Regions from separate parts of the Mus musculus genome. Here region 2 is linked to region 1. A link is a loop called in an ENCODE intact Hi-C map of the cell type or tissue named here. Cell type or tissue: gastrocnemius. All regions are shown on one strand. Each heading gives the region's core, and the rest is flanking DNA. Links, peaks and the distances in the headings are about the cores only.

Region 1 (8,343 bases), core at 235-8,234:
TATTTTAGCAAACAAGGCAATGCAACATTTAAATGCTCAAAGCTGTCATTTCCCTGGTTCCTGAGTTCTGCTTACTGTACAGGGTGCTCACAAGTCCTTATCCAAAGGTACCCTTGTCAACCAGGTTTACCTCACAGATGGCAGGGGTGTTAAAACGCTCATTCCTGTTGAGAAAGTTCTAGGTTAGTAACCAGTCAAAAGCCACTGTGTCTTTAGAAGAAAGCTTACTCCCCCCCCCCCCCAAAAAAAACCCCACCTGCAAAACACTCATACCCAACGACCTTAATAACGTAGACAATTTAGTCATTTACCCTAATGAATGTTTTTCAGAACTGTCCTGCGCCGAAGGGTGTTTTCTCGTGTCTTTCAGAGCCATTAAACTAGAACATCAGCTGCAAACAAGATTTTGATGAACGGAGCAGCCGTCTGTCTTCAAGGCTTCTTTATACACAGCTGCCCGTTTTCAAGAATAGACTTCTGAGCGCCCTTTGCTCAGCGGGAGGGCTTTTTATGTGTGTTAGAGGCTGCAAAATTGCAGTCGCAGACTGTTTGCCATCGCCCAGGAAGTGTACGCAGTCTCAGAGGTGTGAAGCACCCCGGGGAGAGAGCCCTGAGATGTGAAGCACCTCAGGGGAGAGAGCCCTGAGAATGGATGCCTATGAATGTCTGCTCTGTTCTGCATATGTCTGCATGTGAATACGCAGCCCAGGGCCTGTATATTTTGTTCTGAGATCAATGCAACCGCACAGAGAGAAGGCCCTTGAGCATCTGGCTCCTGCTGACTTACACAGAGTGAGGAGAGAACACAGGCTTCCCTGTGAGAGACGACAGCGTTCACCTCTTACTCAGTTCCCACGGAGGCCCCGCCCTGGTGAAACCCACAGGGCCAGTCCTCTCCTCCTCACACCAGCCCCAGGAGGAAGGTTTACTTAGTTTGATTCTGGATCTTAGATTTGTTTGTAACTGTGATAAGGTGCATATATAATTTGCTATATATTAGGGGCCGGAGAGATGGCTCAGCAGCTAAGAGTGTGTGGTGCTCTTGCAGAGGACCTGAGTTCAGTTCTCAGTGCCTACAATGGTGGCTCACAACTGCCCATAGCTCCAGGTCAGGACTCTGATGCTCTCTTCTGGAATCCGTGGGTACCAGCACTTGTATAGACATAAGCCCACTTAGAAGCACACATGTATACCCCAAATTAAAAGAAAATAAATCTTAAAAAATAATTTATCCATTTTTATTAAAAAACAAAAGCACTCATTTTTATTTTACTTTATTTCATTTTACCCAGTTATCTATTTTGAGTCAGGGTCTCACTATAAAGCCTTGGCTGTCCTGCACTCAACCAAAGAGATCTGCCTGCCTCTACCTACCTAGGCTAGGATTAAAGGTGTATACACAACACTGGGTGTATTACTCAGTATATATCTGTAGCATGAAGTATGTCCATAGTTTTGACAACTATTACCACCATATATACCCAGAATTTCATCTTGCAACACTGACTCTCTCTGTCCATGAAAACACTAACCCCCTCGTCTTCCAGATCCCAGAAATTGCCCCTCCCCCTCCTTTTTCTCTGAGTTTGATGCTCTGAAGAAGCGGAACCAGATAGTGCCTTTCTGTAGCTGTTTTATTCCACTTAGCATATTTTCCTCCCATGTTCACTCATGTTTGTGACACATGTCACAAGTTTGGTGTTTAAGACTTACTATATGCCTACACCATGAGTAGTTTCATCCATCCATTCATCCATCCATCCATCCATCCATCCATGGATAGAACTTGGGTTGTTTTCACCTCTTGGCTATTGAGACTGAGGCTGCTTTCCTCCTGACCTGTGTTTGGTTTTGGAGAAAGCATCTCACTGTATAACCCAAGTTGGAGTCGGATTCATGGTCCTTCTGCTTCAGCCTCCTGGGTGCTGGAACTGTAGATGCATGCTTCTATGACTGTACGTTTTGTGGAGTTTTTGAAAGCGAGGTTGAGTGGAATATATATTTGGCCCCAGGTAATGGAATCTCAGCTGATTACTGTGTAGCTCCCTGAGTGTGAAAATGTTCTATGGGTGCATCCTGCCAGTCAGGGGGGCTCCACAGCTTCCTCTTCCTGCACCCGAGCTTCTGGCAAAGAAGCCCCAAGATTCCATTTGTATTTTTTGACATCACACTTATTTAAGTTTACCCCTGTAAAAGTTTAAGCAGAGTTGCTAACATATAAGATCTAGGTCCCAGCATTCTGCCAAATATGAATTATAAATGTAGCCATGATTATTAGATTATGTCTATGTGATGTTCTTATTCCCCTTTGGAGCATGTTTAAGAGTAACAGTATCTCCTGTTTGAAGAAAAGGATATTTTAACTTTAACTCTTTGGATGGGAAACAAAATCACTTCTAGCCTGCATGTTATGCTTAGTTCCCTGCAGCGGCTCTACCTTAAAGTTAGGTGGTAGGTGGGGGGTTGACAATCAGTTTTTAAGTTTGTGAAGTTGTGCTAGAGAGAAAGGATATAGAACGATGTTGCCATTTTTTGCAAGGTTAGCTCCAGTCCTGTGTATAATTTATACTGGGAAGATCATTCACATTATTCATGCTCCAGGAAGCTCTCCATGCTGCTTCAAAGACTAATAATAGTTGAAGTGCTTTGTTTGGCTGTTCTATAGACCTGGGCCACACAACAATCTGCTGGATCCTCTCTGTGGACGAACACCTTCAGAGCAGTAGCTCTCAATCTGTGGGTTGTGACCCCTTGGGGCTGTCAGATATCCTGCATATCAGACATTTACATTGCAGTTCATCACAGTAGCAACATTACAGTTATGAAATAGGAACGGAATAATTTCATGGTTGGGTGTCACCACAACAGGAACTGTATTAAAGGCTGTAGCATTGAGAACCACTCTTAGGTTCTCTGTTAGAAGATACAGCTGTCAGTCTTCAGGGAAAGGCGGAGGCAGGCAGGAGGCAGGCAGGTGTCTGCTCAGTGTGTCCTGTCTCTATGGCCTCTATGACCTGCCTGCCAGGTACTCAGACTCCAGTTCAGCCTTCACGATTAGGAGTTCTTTGCTCTCTTCTCTACTGTTTGTTCCTCCTGCCACGGCTGTCTTGCCACCCCAGATGCTGCTTCTAGCGGACACAGTTCAAACACTCGATCTACATTATCTTGCTTCGTTTAACAAGCCTAGGACATAACCCTGAGGCTATGTGATGCAGAGAGGGGGAGGGGTGCCTCTCGTTTAGAAGCCAGCTTCTGTTCTGGCCTATGAACTTCACCATTCTCCTCGTTTGCTCCCGTTTTTTATAACTGCATCACTCCTCACTTCTTTATCTTTATTGAATCATTTCAATTGGTCTTTTTATTCCATTTTTCAAATTCATTTATTTTGTTTTTCATTTTTGACCTTATTGATGAACTAACTTTTTTTTTCTTTTCCCTGAGTGTCAACTTATAAATTCGGCCTACATTATTCCTGTATGCTTATCTCTCATGAACTTGTTGGATGGGGAAGACACACACACACACACACACACAAACACACAAATTTTAAAAGCATGATGTCTTTTTAACTATGAGAATAATCTTTTTCTCTGATGTGTAAAATATGTGCAATGATCTTGTTTAATAAGTGCAGGAAGATAATTGCATTTTATGCAGCACTAGTGTTCAATACACATGATTATAAGTTTCAAGAATCTCCAGTAAAACACTTGAGGATATTGTTGTCTTTAAAATTCAGAACCATGGATTACATCAGGCATCTACAATTTACATGGCATTTAATCAAGAGGTCACTTCTACTCTTTTCTATTTTTACATCTAATTAAAACAATTGTAGGACTATTATGTTAAAAAAAAGATGGATTGCAGCTTTAAACATTCTAGTCTAATATTTACTATGTTTCCTTCACTTGAAGATCCTATATCTGAAAAAGATTCACTGTTTTTTATTGTTATAAACTGTGCCAATATAGAACAGTATATCATTTTCTTATCTAAAAAGCATATCCAAAGCCAAGTTATTGCATAGTCAATTAGTCAGTGTAAGTTTATTTCTCTAAGTATAAAACTACAGAGTAGTTATGCAGTGACCCCAGCTGGGGGCGCACTTTTGTTCATTTCTATTTGTGTTGCTTATGCTCTTACAGAAATGCAGGGGAAACAATGGAGGGACGCGCACGCTCCTCACACTCCACTCTAATAGTGGCTGTATCAAAGGAATGGAGTTAGGCTGCAGGTTGCAGTGGGGAACCTTCCTACTTTTATCCCATAGATTTCTGTATTGTTGGTTTTTTTTTTTTAACAACACATTGAACATGTTTTAAACACAACAGTCAGTAAAATAGCATTAGTCATAGTGAATTGTGTTTCCTTCCAGTTCCACAGCCTCCCAGACTAGAACCCCAGGAACCAAGCTCTGCTACCAGCACAACAATTGCAGTGTACTGGAGCGTGAACAAGGAGGATGTTGTGGACTCATTCCAGGTATACTGTGTAGAGGAGCCTCAGGATGATCAAGAAATAAATGGTAAGATTGCTGCAGAGCTACAGATGCTGGCATATATTTCTGCATCTTACTGTAAATTAAGGTCCTATACACGTGACAATTGTATATAAAAATATATAAATTAAATTGTATATAAATAAATATATACACATTAAGATATTATACTTCCACAAAGCATTTTTTAGCCACTTACAGGAATGATAACAAAATCCTTCAACAACCACATACTACTATGTTAGAGGAAAGGAACAATCTGGAAATTGGTATCAGGGGAGAGCATTCAGATATCACAATGGTCAACACGAGCATTGATACTGAGATTCAGATTAGACTTTGAGGGCTCAAAATAACAGGAGCAAGTAAGCGATGCTCATCTTCATGAAGGCAGTGTCATCCGAACGTTTCAGAGAGATGGAGGTTTAACTGTGCTGAAGTCTGAGAGACAGTGTGGTGTGCTCTGCTCCGTAGAGGGGAGGTGAGCTGTACATAGGCCAGTGTCCTCCACAGTAAGTTTCATGCACACACAACACTGAGTATCAGGTTTGTAGATTCAGAGTTCGCAATCCTCAAGGTGTGGGTCTAGGTATGGTATAGCCATCCAGTGGCACCTAGTAATGGGAGATAGACGTGACACTGCTTAGCGTGGAGAACAGATGGCAGACCTCCCAAGCTAAACTTTTGTGCAGATCTCTCTGCTCAGAACTTCTGATGAGGCCTAAGAGCAGGCAGCTTGAGGTTGTATATCCTGATGAGTCAATCAGTGCGGGGAGTGCTGGCATTCGGTGTTGCTTGTTGAAGACAGACCCACATGCTTGGGAAATTAGATGAGCATGTGGCAGTATCAACAACCCATTGCAAAACGCAGGAGCCCAGTTATAATGAGGAAAAATATGGTAGAATATCTCACTGTTGCTAAGACTTAACAATTATTTTTTAAAGTTGATTATTTTTTTTTCTTAAAGACAGGGTCTCATGTATCCAAGACTGTCCTGCAATTCACTTTGTAGCTAAGGATGACCTTGAGGTTGTGGTCTTCCCAGGCCTATTGGCTAAGTGCTAGGATTCAAGGAGTCACTATACACCTGGTTAACATGGTCATGGGGACCAAACCCATGGTTCCTCCATTCTAGGCAAACGTTCCACCAACTGACCCACAAAATCTAAATCTTTTGAAATGTAAAGTTAATTTAGACAAAAGTTTCTGTGGAGGTAACTGTGGGCACAGTATAAAGTTGGTTAAATCCATCTCTAGAGACAAAAATGACCTGTTACCATATAACAGTGACGATGTATTATGTGACTCTGACAAAAGACCATACGCCAGATATTTCCTGGGGAGTTACAACACACACATATATCTACTTGGCCCATATAGGGAGCCATGACAGACCAAATTATAGATAACATCAAAACCGAACTTGGGGAACCAATGAGTTTTATTGGGTGACTTACAGGAATATGAAGGGTTATTCACAGGAGCAGGCATGACACAAAAACAGCTACATCATCAAAGCCTATCCCAGTGTGGGTGACAGATCACAGAGCTGGAAACCTGGAGCACACTTAACAGTCTGCAGTCAGCTCAACAGGTTAGAGAAGCCTTTCCAGATGGCTCAGTTGGTCTGAACCTCTTCCAGAGAGTTCAGCTGGTCTCTTTCTTCTAGGTGTCTGGGGTTTTGTCAGAGTCATCTATGTAGTATGTCTTTTCTGAGAGTGACTCTAAGCAGTCTTTGATGTTTATTCTTAGGGGAAGGGGGAAGGGTTAAGGGGAAGAGGGAAGGGAAAGAGGGAAGGGAGGAAGGGCCTAGTGAATCTAATGAGTTTCAGGGACTTCCTGAAGCTATTTGAATTGTTTACTTTTTATTGTAAGGAGCTTCCCTTCAGGATGGACTGTTTTAATTGTGAAGAAAATAGCAACACAATACCACATGCCAAAGTGTTACAGGCCATTTACACATGGAAAAATGGATATAGGGTTAAATAATTCTCCCATGGTCACATTAAGTTATTCATGATTGGGTCAGGAGTCAAACTGATCTTTCATTGATAAACAAACCTGTTTATATTTGTCTCTTTGCTTTGTTTTACACATGAAAGTCCATGTCTAGCCAAGATCTTTCTTAAGTTATAGTTAGTACTTGGAGTGCCTTTCCAGGGTGCTCATCCCACTCCATCACTAGCTAGAAGACTTCCTGTCCTGTGTCCTGTAGTGTCTCACTGTTTCAAGGCCTTGAAATGTGCTGGTGCACCTTGTTGAAGACCTACCCTGTGGTACTGTGGTGTGTATTGTAAGGTCTCCAAGAACAGGTGCCATGTGATTGCTGAAAGGAGTGTCTGAAGGGACAGCTCTGGTAAAAGCTGCAGTTGTTGGCTTCTGGACTACAGGGGAAGTGTTAGTGTTTGCAATATTCTTTAAACTATTGTTCTCCCCGGGCAGCCAAAGTGTCCTAAGTTTCTTTTGGGAAACAATCTGGGTTCTTAACTAGGGGTATTTTAGATGGTAACATTCAGGGCAATACAGAAGGATAACTAAAATTATCATATGCTAATTCCAGGGAGAAAATTATCATTTTTAAAGGAGAGAGCATTTCAGTAAAGATGATCAGATTGGCCTAACATGTAAGGCATCACTGGATGTGGTAGGTAGCTTGTCCCTATAACCCCAGTACTCCAGATATGGAAGCAGGAGAATGGTACATCCCATGCCAGTCTGTTCCAAGTGAGACCATGTATCAAAAATCCCCAAACCCTAAACAAATAAAAATCCAAAGGGACAGGCATTTGTAATAGCATTTAGTGATATTTACCTTAAAAATATTTAAATTAAAATCACTTAAGAAAATCTAATGTCTTGATTGAACCAATTTCAACTTCTCGTAATAACTTATTATCCTATCAAATTTAAATATGTCACTATAAAAGCAGAAATTTAAAAGGATTCTAAAATATGGAATGTGGAGGAAGCCCTGAGAGAATGTGTGTTGTTGTTATAAAGCTCAGCCATGTTGAGAACCTCAGTGCCTCAGGCCTGTGGGCGTGGCAAAGCCTTTCCTGGCTGAGGCTCAGAGTGGTGGCAAAGTCTTCCGGTGGTCCAAGGATGAGTGTTTAGGAATTATCAATCAGTGTACATAGAAACTATCAACCCCAGCCTTCTCTTCCTTGATGCTTACGGCCTGAGACTGTTTCCCTACCAAGAATAGTTAAATCAGCTCCTTGTTCAGCTGTATTTTATAAACCCACCTCCTTGACTGAAACATACTCCATTCCCAGCTGCAGCTGCTGATGCTGCATCACCGTTCGAGCACGTGGCCTCGCTCATCACAGCTTTTCTGTACATGTGGCTGCTTTTCGGGCATTTCTCCATCCCATCACCCTAGTTAGGCCAAGTCCTAAAGCTGTTCAGGGTGTGGCACTACAGTTCTTGAGAAACCATCAGGATCCGAGACCTTCGCAGTCATAGTGAGTGGCAGAATTGTTTACTAGTCTGTAAAGATGCTCCGCGGAGTCTTAAATACAAGCACATAGCTGTCCTTTCTGGTGATAGAGTCCTGTGGAATGTTGGCACTGAGTCTTAAGGCTTTTCTTGAAACTTTATTACTGAAATTTAAGGTGATACATGCGCTATACAAGTTTGATATTTGCTTTTGAAATCAATTACTTTAATTGTGGATCATGAATCTCAGAAATGTACTAACATTCTATTAGCTGTGATAAGTGTTCACTAGCAATACTACATATATCTTTCTAAGTATCAGTTTTTAGAGAGCTATTGCGTACTTATATATCCTAAGAGAAAATTATCACAAATAATATTTGTAAAGTTATCAGTTTGAGTC
Region 2 (8,343 bases), core at 164-8,163, 210 kb after region 1:
ATTGTATACACATGCAACACGTTTTTTTTTTCTTCTTCTTCTTAATTTCCACACCTACTATACCCCTCCCCCCATTTTCCTATGTCATTTTTAGCAGGGGTCAAGATGTTATGTATGATTCAAAATGCAAATGGTGTATCAGGTTTAAAGGATAATCTTCTCTCCCATGGGGGAAAACTGGGATATTGCACATCAAACCTGGAAGAACATAAGAAGTCTCCAAGTAAGTCAGTTTGCTTTCTGCATTTAAAATGAACCTTAAGTCTATTTGGTCCTAATTGAGAAATACCAATACCTCTACACCAAAAGATTTAGCTTTTTCAAAATGTGACTCTTGAGAATGTCACCATCCCCAGTGAGACCTAAGGAACCAACCCTTAACTGAATTTATAATGTGAAAGCATATCTGTTTTTTTCCATTCTCTTACTGCAAAGGACAAAGCTAGTAGTGTCTCCCCCACTTGGAAATGTGCAACTTTTGGAGCCTTGGTTGGTTGTGTCTTTAGAAATTAGAAATGTCTTTGATAATGTATAGCTGCCTTCATTTTTTTTATCATAGTTGCTGAAAGGCACCCCAGGAGGCTGACCCTTGTACCCTGAGAGACGGCCATGGTTTTCTCCCGAAACTCTTGTGAGATCATGAAGAGGCTAAGGTCATCATTTAGGATCCAGATCACAGAATGGCAAATCCTAACCTCTCAGCACCATTTCCTCTTCAAACCCAGCCAAAAGTTTAATTTTATGTGCACGGGTGTCTTGCCTGCATGTCTTTTTACCACATGTGGAGGCCAAAAGGCAGCTTTGGATTGCTGGGAACAGAACTGGTGCCCTCCAAAGTGTGGAGCAGAGACCGTAGGAAAGGCCATTCAGAGACTGCCCCACCCCCACCCGGGGATCCATCCCATATACAACAGTCACCATTTCGGATGCCAAGAAGTAAGTGCTGGCTGACAGGAGCCAGATATAGCTGTCTCCTGAGAGGCTCTACCAGAGCCTGACCAATATAGAGGCAGATGCTTGCAGCCAACCATTGGACTTAGTACAAGGTTCCCAATGGAGGAGTTAGAGAAAGGACTGAAGGAGCTGAAGGGGTTTGCAACCCCATAGGAAAAACAATATCAACCAACCAGATGCCCAGAGCTCCCAGGGACTAAACCACCAACCACAGTGTACACATGGAGGGACCCATGGCTCCAGCTGCGTATGTAGCAGATAAGGCATTGTCTGGCATCAATAGAAGAAGTCTGTGATCCTATAAAGGCTTGATTTCCCAGTGTAGGGGAATGCCAGGGCAGTGAGGTGGGAGTGGGTGGGTGGGAGGGGGGACATCCTCATAAAAGCAGGGGGAGGCGGAGGGGCAGGGGCAGAGGGAGGTTCCAGAGGGAAAACCAGGAAAGAGGATAAGATTTGAAATGCAAATACATAAATATACAAACAAACAAACAAACAAAAACAAAACTAGTGTCCTCTGGAAAGAGTTGCCAGTATGCATAACCACTGAGCCATCTCTCCACCCAGCCTCTCAGCTCTTCATCTCCATTCCTCTGGGGCAAATGGAGGCAGGCAAAACTTTTCATTTTTCCTACTGATAGCTGTGGTTGTGACAAAGGAACAGCAAAGTACTATTTGCGCTGCTATAGTGTGGCATCCCCTAAATACTCGGGGATTTAGAGTGCCCCAAATCAGACAAGGCCAATCCTCTGATAGAATCAATTAGGAGTAAGAATTCCTTGATTTGTCAACTGGCTCTCAGCTGTGAGCTGCAGGTAGTTCTGTTTCCTCAGGGGAATTCCACCCTTCCCTCAACTGCAGCACTGTGCTGCCCTCCTGCAGGAAGCAGGTGACATCCCTGTCTCGCCACCGCAGCTGCTTCAGGTTCTCTGTGGATACAAAACTTAGCAAAGAGGTAGCAGTTTCTGAAGTAAGAGAACTACTTACCTGAACAGGTCCTGGAAGAGCTCCACATTTTAGTACATGTTAATTATCTTCCAATGAAAACAACTCTGGCTGACACCTATCGGGTTCCTATCAGGGACTGCCCTAAAACCGCTATAAGGAAACCACAATGCTCTCCACAGACATGTGTTTATTTAAAAAGATTGGGGGGGGGGGCGGGCAGAGGAGATGATTCAGTCAACAAAGTACTTGCTTATGAGGACCTGTCTGACCCCCAGACCCCACACTGAGGAAGCTGGATGTGGTAACACAATGTATGGAATCCTGGCACTGAGACGATGGAGGCGGGACTTGCCTGGACTACTTGGTGAACACCAGGAAAAGGTGAGTAACACCTGAGAAATGACACTTAAGGTTATATGCTGGCCTGTGTATGCTCACCCTCACATATGCACTTACACACACACACACACACACACACACACACACACACACACACACACAGAGGCACACACACAAGCATATGCACGTACATAATTAAGAAGAAAAAGAAGCAAACCAGTGCCCTCCATCCAGCCTAAAACAGTGTTCTTTCCTTAATGTCTCCATTCAGCTGAATGGAACATTGCTGGACTGGGGGCCGACTAAAGAAAGGGCAAAGGAAGAGAAACTGACAGATCTGAGGAATGAACGAGCAACAACCGTGCACAGCTGTAGGTGTCTGGTGTGGCATGCAGGTCAGTGGCCTTGAGAGTAGGCATGCACCCACTTGGTATGGAGTACACATCTCACAAGGGTACCCATGGATCCTAGACAAAAATGGGTGAAATGAAACGGTACTTCATCTGGCTGAGCCCCAGCACCCAGTAACTGATAACTTTTTTCAGCTGCTAAAGTTCATCTCAAGAAAGGCAACCATATCAATGAATAAATGATATACACCAAGAATTAACAAACAGTCCAATGATTTGAAATTTTATTGAGAAAATAGCTATTTTGAGATTATATCCAGTTTCTCATTTGTCAGAATACATTCTTAACAGTGACCATCATTTCCACTTCTGGGTATTTCTACATCAGCTCTAGGTAAAATACATTCACAGTAGGCAAGGCTATGGTATTTGCACACTAGAACAGATGCTTACGTTGTTTCCCATCCAGAGACTGCCTTGGGAGACGGAGCCAATAAACATCATATGCAGCTCTTGTCCCTTCCTCTGTTGATCTTCCAGAAAGCTAAAGTGAAGCTACAAAACCTCAGTTTCACTTAAGGATGGTTTCTATTTTATAAAACAATAAGACGTAAGAGAAACCCAAATCATCTTTATGCATTTAAAGGCTTGTATACACCCGTCCGCCATCAGATCAAGACGCCAGCAGCCCACAGACCAAAGAACAAGCAGCCAGAATGGCCTTCTCCTTCTCCAATGACTCTCAGAGGCTGATGCAAACTCTGGCAGGGCACTTCCAGTGATCGCCAAAGATCTGGGATATGTAAACTACATGATTACAGGCATTGCTCTAATCTTCGAGTGGAAAACCGAAGCGTCAGGACTAAGGTCCAAGAGCTTTTCCTGTGGTTGGTTGCTCACCATTACTCCAGCACCCAAACCGCACGGCAAGTTGTGCTTCTAATGTACATCCAAACCCTGGAGCATCGAGCCTGCGACTGTGTATATATGCTGCAGAGGCTGACAAAACGCCATGGCCTCACTGGTGAGCTGGTTTAGACTCTGGGAGAAATGGAGCTTGTTTAGTCGCCCTTACCATCACCAGAGAAACACTCAAAGCAGAAACTTTGTAATGAGCACAGACAACAAATCCTCAATGTTCTCCTAAGGACATTTCTCAGAACACAAATCCCATAAAACATCGACTTTTAAAAAATCCTCAGTAAAATAAGTTAGGGAAGTGGTATTAAGTGGAGGTGCTTACTGGAGACAATGAGTCCCCCTGGGGGATGAGTATGCGCCTGCGCGCAGCCTTGTTCAGTCTGTCCTCTTTGCTAATAAAGTAAAACATCTCTGAAGCTAGAAACCAAAAACACACATTTACACATCAAAGGCTCTGAAAAGCCTACAGCAAGTCAGCTCTGCACAATACAGCATTTTCCAAACTTAGTAGAACAACATATTCTGCCAAATTCCCTCTTAGAATCTACTCTTGCAGAAACTAAATGTTTTTTACCTTATAACTTCAGATTAATAATAACGAGGGCATAAAAACAACTAGCCTGTTTCCCCTTTGAAAGAAGCTGCTTATTCTGTTGGCACGATCCTCTATCACAACGCACCTTCACTACTCACAAGCAATCAGCTCCAGCTCCCCTTCCATCACATGGTGCTGTTTAAGAATGTTAATTCTTTTAAGTAATCCACGGACTGTTTTTCTGGAAAAATATTTTTAAGCCTTTTAAATTCCCAGAGTCCTCATTTGCTTTGGACACAACAGCACTGAGTGCCAAACAAGCATCCTGGGGTCCCAGCGATTGCAACACCAACAGCAACTTCCACACTAACAAAGAACCAAAGGCCCCCTGGCCTTCTCATCATGACGGGCAGCACTCTCAAGCCCAGTGATGCTTCAGTTAACACACATTAGAAACGTAAAATCATAAGCATCTTGATATTTTAATGGAAAATCCGTTTTGGTGTGAGGTTGTTAGAAACATTCTCACAAGGCAAGGGCGATCTTCCGGGAAGCATGTTAGAAACCTGAGCCCCTTTTTCTTTAAACTCAAGAGTGAAATAAAAAAATTATCAGTATATAATCTAGTTCTCATTTGGAACTGAATACTAAGTCTGCAGTGTTAAATTTTAAGATAGAGATATGTAGATAGTGACGAACTTACTCTATTAGGTTTGCTTTTTGAAAATCCTTTTATTTTGGAATAATTATAGACTCTTAAAGCATTACAAAAATGGAAGGAGATATTCCATGGCCCCATCATTCAGCTTCCTAAGTATATTTAAATATATTTTACTGTTAATTATGTGTATGTGTGTGTGGGTGGGGTGGGTACAGGAACATTTTGAGTACAGGTGCTCATGGATTCCAGAAGGGGGCGCCAGATCCCCTGGAGCTAGAGTTCCAGAAGGTTGTAAACCCCCTGCTAGAGGTCCTGGGAACTGAACCCACGTCCTCAGCAAGAGCAGTGCGTTCTCTCAAGTACTGAGCCATCCATTCAGCTCCCACGCATATTTAAATATTTATATTCTGCCTTTGAGTGGTTATTGTTGTGGCTGTTGAAAAACTGTTGACCCTACCAAAAAAAAAAAATCATTTTGAGCAAGCTTGGTAGGTGCATGTCTTGAGATGCAGTACCCAATTCAAATACCACCTGAACAAAGTGGTTTTCTTACAATATTCCACAAGTTTCTGCCTCTGTTGATGTTCATTTTGCCCATTTTTAAACTTTGAAAACACTTTAACTTAGATTTAACTTAAGTATCTTTGTTCCCTGTGTTACTGTATTTATCAGTTATAAATTTTTAGGGATTATAACTGGAAATAAAAATGGTTGCTTCCAAAAAGTATCAGGTCCTCTAGTACCCCGACATTTGCTACTGTGAGCCTTTTGTGGGGTCCCCTCATGCCCTTGTCTGTGGTTTCTTCAGTGTTAGGTCACCACTGTGATGACAGTGCTCACTGAGGGTGTTTTCCTGTGGGAATTAGCAAACTAAATTTTTTTTCTAGCTCTGTAAAATCAACAAAATTAAAAATGGGCATAATCCCTGTTCCCATGCTGGCTGCTACCACCACCTCTGAAACCCATGGCTCACAGTGTTTGGTCAGGGCTGTGGACCATTTTCTCCAGCAAACTCACGCACATACATCCTGACAGGGTCACCAAGGCCCTTTGTCCAGTCTGAGGAACTACCTCCTTCTAAGAGCTTCTCAGTGTGCCTGGTCCCTGAAGTATTCTATGCTCAGTTACAGCTTCCTCCTGTCCCATTTACTTAGACAAATAGAGCTGAACTCAGTACTAACATCTAAGTTCTTACTCAGCTAACTAAGGTTCTGCAGCTCAGAAATGTGGTTTTGAAGCACATGGGCTACAGAATATAAGGCTAAAGGCAGTTCAGAGCAGTGTGACCATAAAAAAAAAAAAAACAAGTCACTTTACAGACATCCTCTCCACTAAACAGAATGAGTGCTTGTTATTCTAAAATGATTAGGAAGAGTTTGGTGCACACACAGCACAGTAACTCCCTGGTTGAAGTCTGGAGTCGTCTGAACATGGCCTGCTGCATTCTTCTATCATGTAAGCCCCTGCTCCTTCCTCAGCAGAACTTACCTCAGAATCACCTTCTAACATCACCCACAGAGTGAGGTCTCGTTCTGTTGATACGGTTCTTTCTCTTAGGAACTGTCAGCTTTCAAGAAGAATTGTCCTACTCTTACATGCATTTTACAATTATAAACTACTTCAAATACTTTTTGGAAGGTTTACCATTAATACTAGTTGAAAATGACTAACCCTGATTAAAGCATAAGCAGATATATGACTAATGTGTCAACCATCCTTCTTCAATATAAAGTCAATCCTAGAGACAACGAAGCCTCTTGATCATTACATTTAAAACACAATACTCAGATATACTCAGATTTCAGATTGTTGTAACTTGTTTTAGATCGCAAAAATACATACACTCACACCTCCCGTACACACATACACCACACACACATACACACATACACTTACCCTACACACATTCACTCACACACACATGCTCAAACCCACACTCACTAGCACACATTCACCCCTACATCGCACACTCTATGCACACACATACACACACACACACACACACACACACACACAAACACCCTTTGTTAAAGCATCTCTGTGAAACTCGTTGAGTACATGTCCTAAATGCAAATGCACTCACAGAGGTGGATGGGACCGTGAGGGCTACCTGTGTCTTATTTAAAGCTTCAAGAATGAGTATTTACAGTGACCTAAGACTTACATCTACCAAAAACAGAGCAACCTGGGGCGATGTAGGTCAAATGCAGCTGAGCTCCGCTCTGCTCGCAGTAGCCGAGTCTCTAGACAACACAGCCTGGTTTCTGCAGAACTTGGCAACATTTTCTGAGCACCACAGTAATCTTGTAAGACACTAATCCCAAACATGGTCCTATTTTTAAAATCCCAGAAGTAGTTTTACAATAACAGAAGCACGTTGGCCACTAAAATCAGCAAGTTTCTATTATATGTAAAACTACCACACAACAAATCCTTGAACGGCTCATTCACAACCAATAACTGTAAATCGTCTGAGAAACCTGCTATTGACTCATTCCTTTGGATCCTTCAACTCTAATTAAAAATGCACAGGAAATAATAGTTTGTCAGAAAGTGTGACTACATGATATGCGTATTAGGAAACAAACTGCTTTGAGTCAAATGGATCACGGAGACCCGACACACGGGAGCAGATCTGAGACGCTCGCCACGGCTCATCCCAAGGAGGCTGAACAGTTAGGTGAGCACAATAACAATACAGTAGACAGCTAGACTTCCAGTTCTGGAGTTGATATAAGAGTGAGACACGTAAGCAATGGTGTACTAAATACACAGGTCTAAGGCTGCCATGTTCATCTCTGCTAGCTTAGAGCAAACCTATCAGCAAGTACTTAGTCACACTGGCTTGTGTGCGTGCGTGCATGCGCATGTGCGCTATCAGGGGTATTATATAAACCACCTTTAACATTTGCATATGTAGCAGTAAACTGCCAAAGGAGCAGATTTATGAGAGAACAATTAAGAAGCATATTCCTCATTGCTTTTTAAAATTAAATATAGGCTTTTCTATTGAAATAATTTCTATTTTTCCTGGTTCCTAAAATCGGCATCAGACTTCTTAAAAGAATAAGGTCTCAGCCAAAAAGCCACATATTATGTACTGAGACAAGTCTAAGAAAAACTAAGTTAATAAATTAACTTAAATACATTAAAAATGTACATTCACAACAGAATTGCAGCTTTTGGTCAGCAACACCTGAACCAAAGGCAAAGATCTGCCAAGGTTAAGGCAGGATTTTTATATACAGTACCATTGGCTTGTCCTGCCCACCCACCCACCCAGTTCGCTTAGCATTCACCTTTATTTAAAATGCACTGCCAAGCTAAAATAATAGCTTTCCTAATTTAAAAAGAGTCAGATACAGCTCCCTCTGCTCTAGTCTTAAACCTATTACAGCATTCTTTGAGTCTCTGTGCACTTGGCATCAGCAATGACTGCAACAATCATTAGACCAGCTGCAACTGGCTGTGACTGTCAGGGTGACAGCAGCTGCAAGGAATTACTCTCCTCTTCTGCTGGAGTCAGTTTGAGGGTCGGCAGCTTCCGAGGAAGAAGCTGAGGGCTTTGGCGGAGGTTGCCATCCATCTGTGAAAAGTACAAGACACATCTGAGTGAGGCTGAGGCTCTAGTCTTGTGG

Evidence for each region. Peaks named below come from ENCODE experiments on the same cell type or tissue, not always from the same donor. Only the 100,000 strongest peaks of a DNase experiment are listed, where the experiment ranks them.
Region 2: it touches region 1 in a loop (2.2-fold over the local background); 7 of 42 quality-filtered maps call a loop at or near these places.

What each region holds. Positions count from the first base shown.
Region 1 is chr13:93,065,464-93,073,806 of GRCm38, reverse strand. Cmya5 (cardiomyopathy associated 5) reads left to right here. Exons shown (of 13, transcript NM_023821.3): 7 at 4,379-4,528. It overlaps Gm31745 (a long non-coding RNA gene), which reads right to left. Exons shown (of 4, transcript XR_382755.4): 4 at 4,283-5,115. It overlaps Gm4814 (predicted gene 4814), which reads right to left and starts at 503. Exons shown (of 3, transcript NR_036451.1): 1 at 312-503; 2 at 131-164. In gastrocnemius, for the core only: a CTCF peak has its summit at 4,089; DNase peaks (open chromatin) are centred at 541, 3,194, 4,131 and 4,449; H3K27ac peaks cover 588 bases.
Region 2 is chr13:92,852,732-92,861,074 of GRCm38, reverse strand. Mtx3 (metaxin 3) reads right to left here. Exons shown (of 9, transcript NM_001162945.2): 9 at 2,857-8,291. The coding sequence ends at 8,181. Among named protein-coding and RNA genes, the nearest start is that of Mtx3, 12 kb to the right of the region's middle. In gastrocnemius, for the core only: a CTCF peak has its summit at 4,958 (motif pointing right); a DNase peak (open chromatin) is centred at 877; H3K27ac peaks cover 958 bases.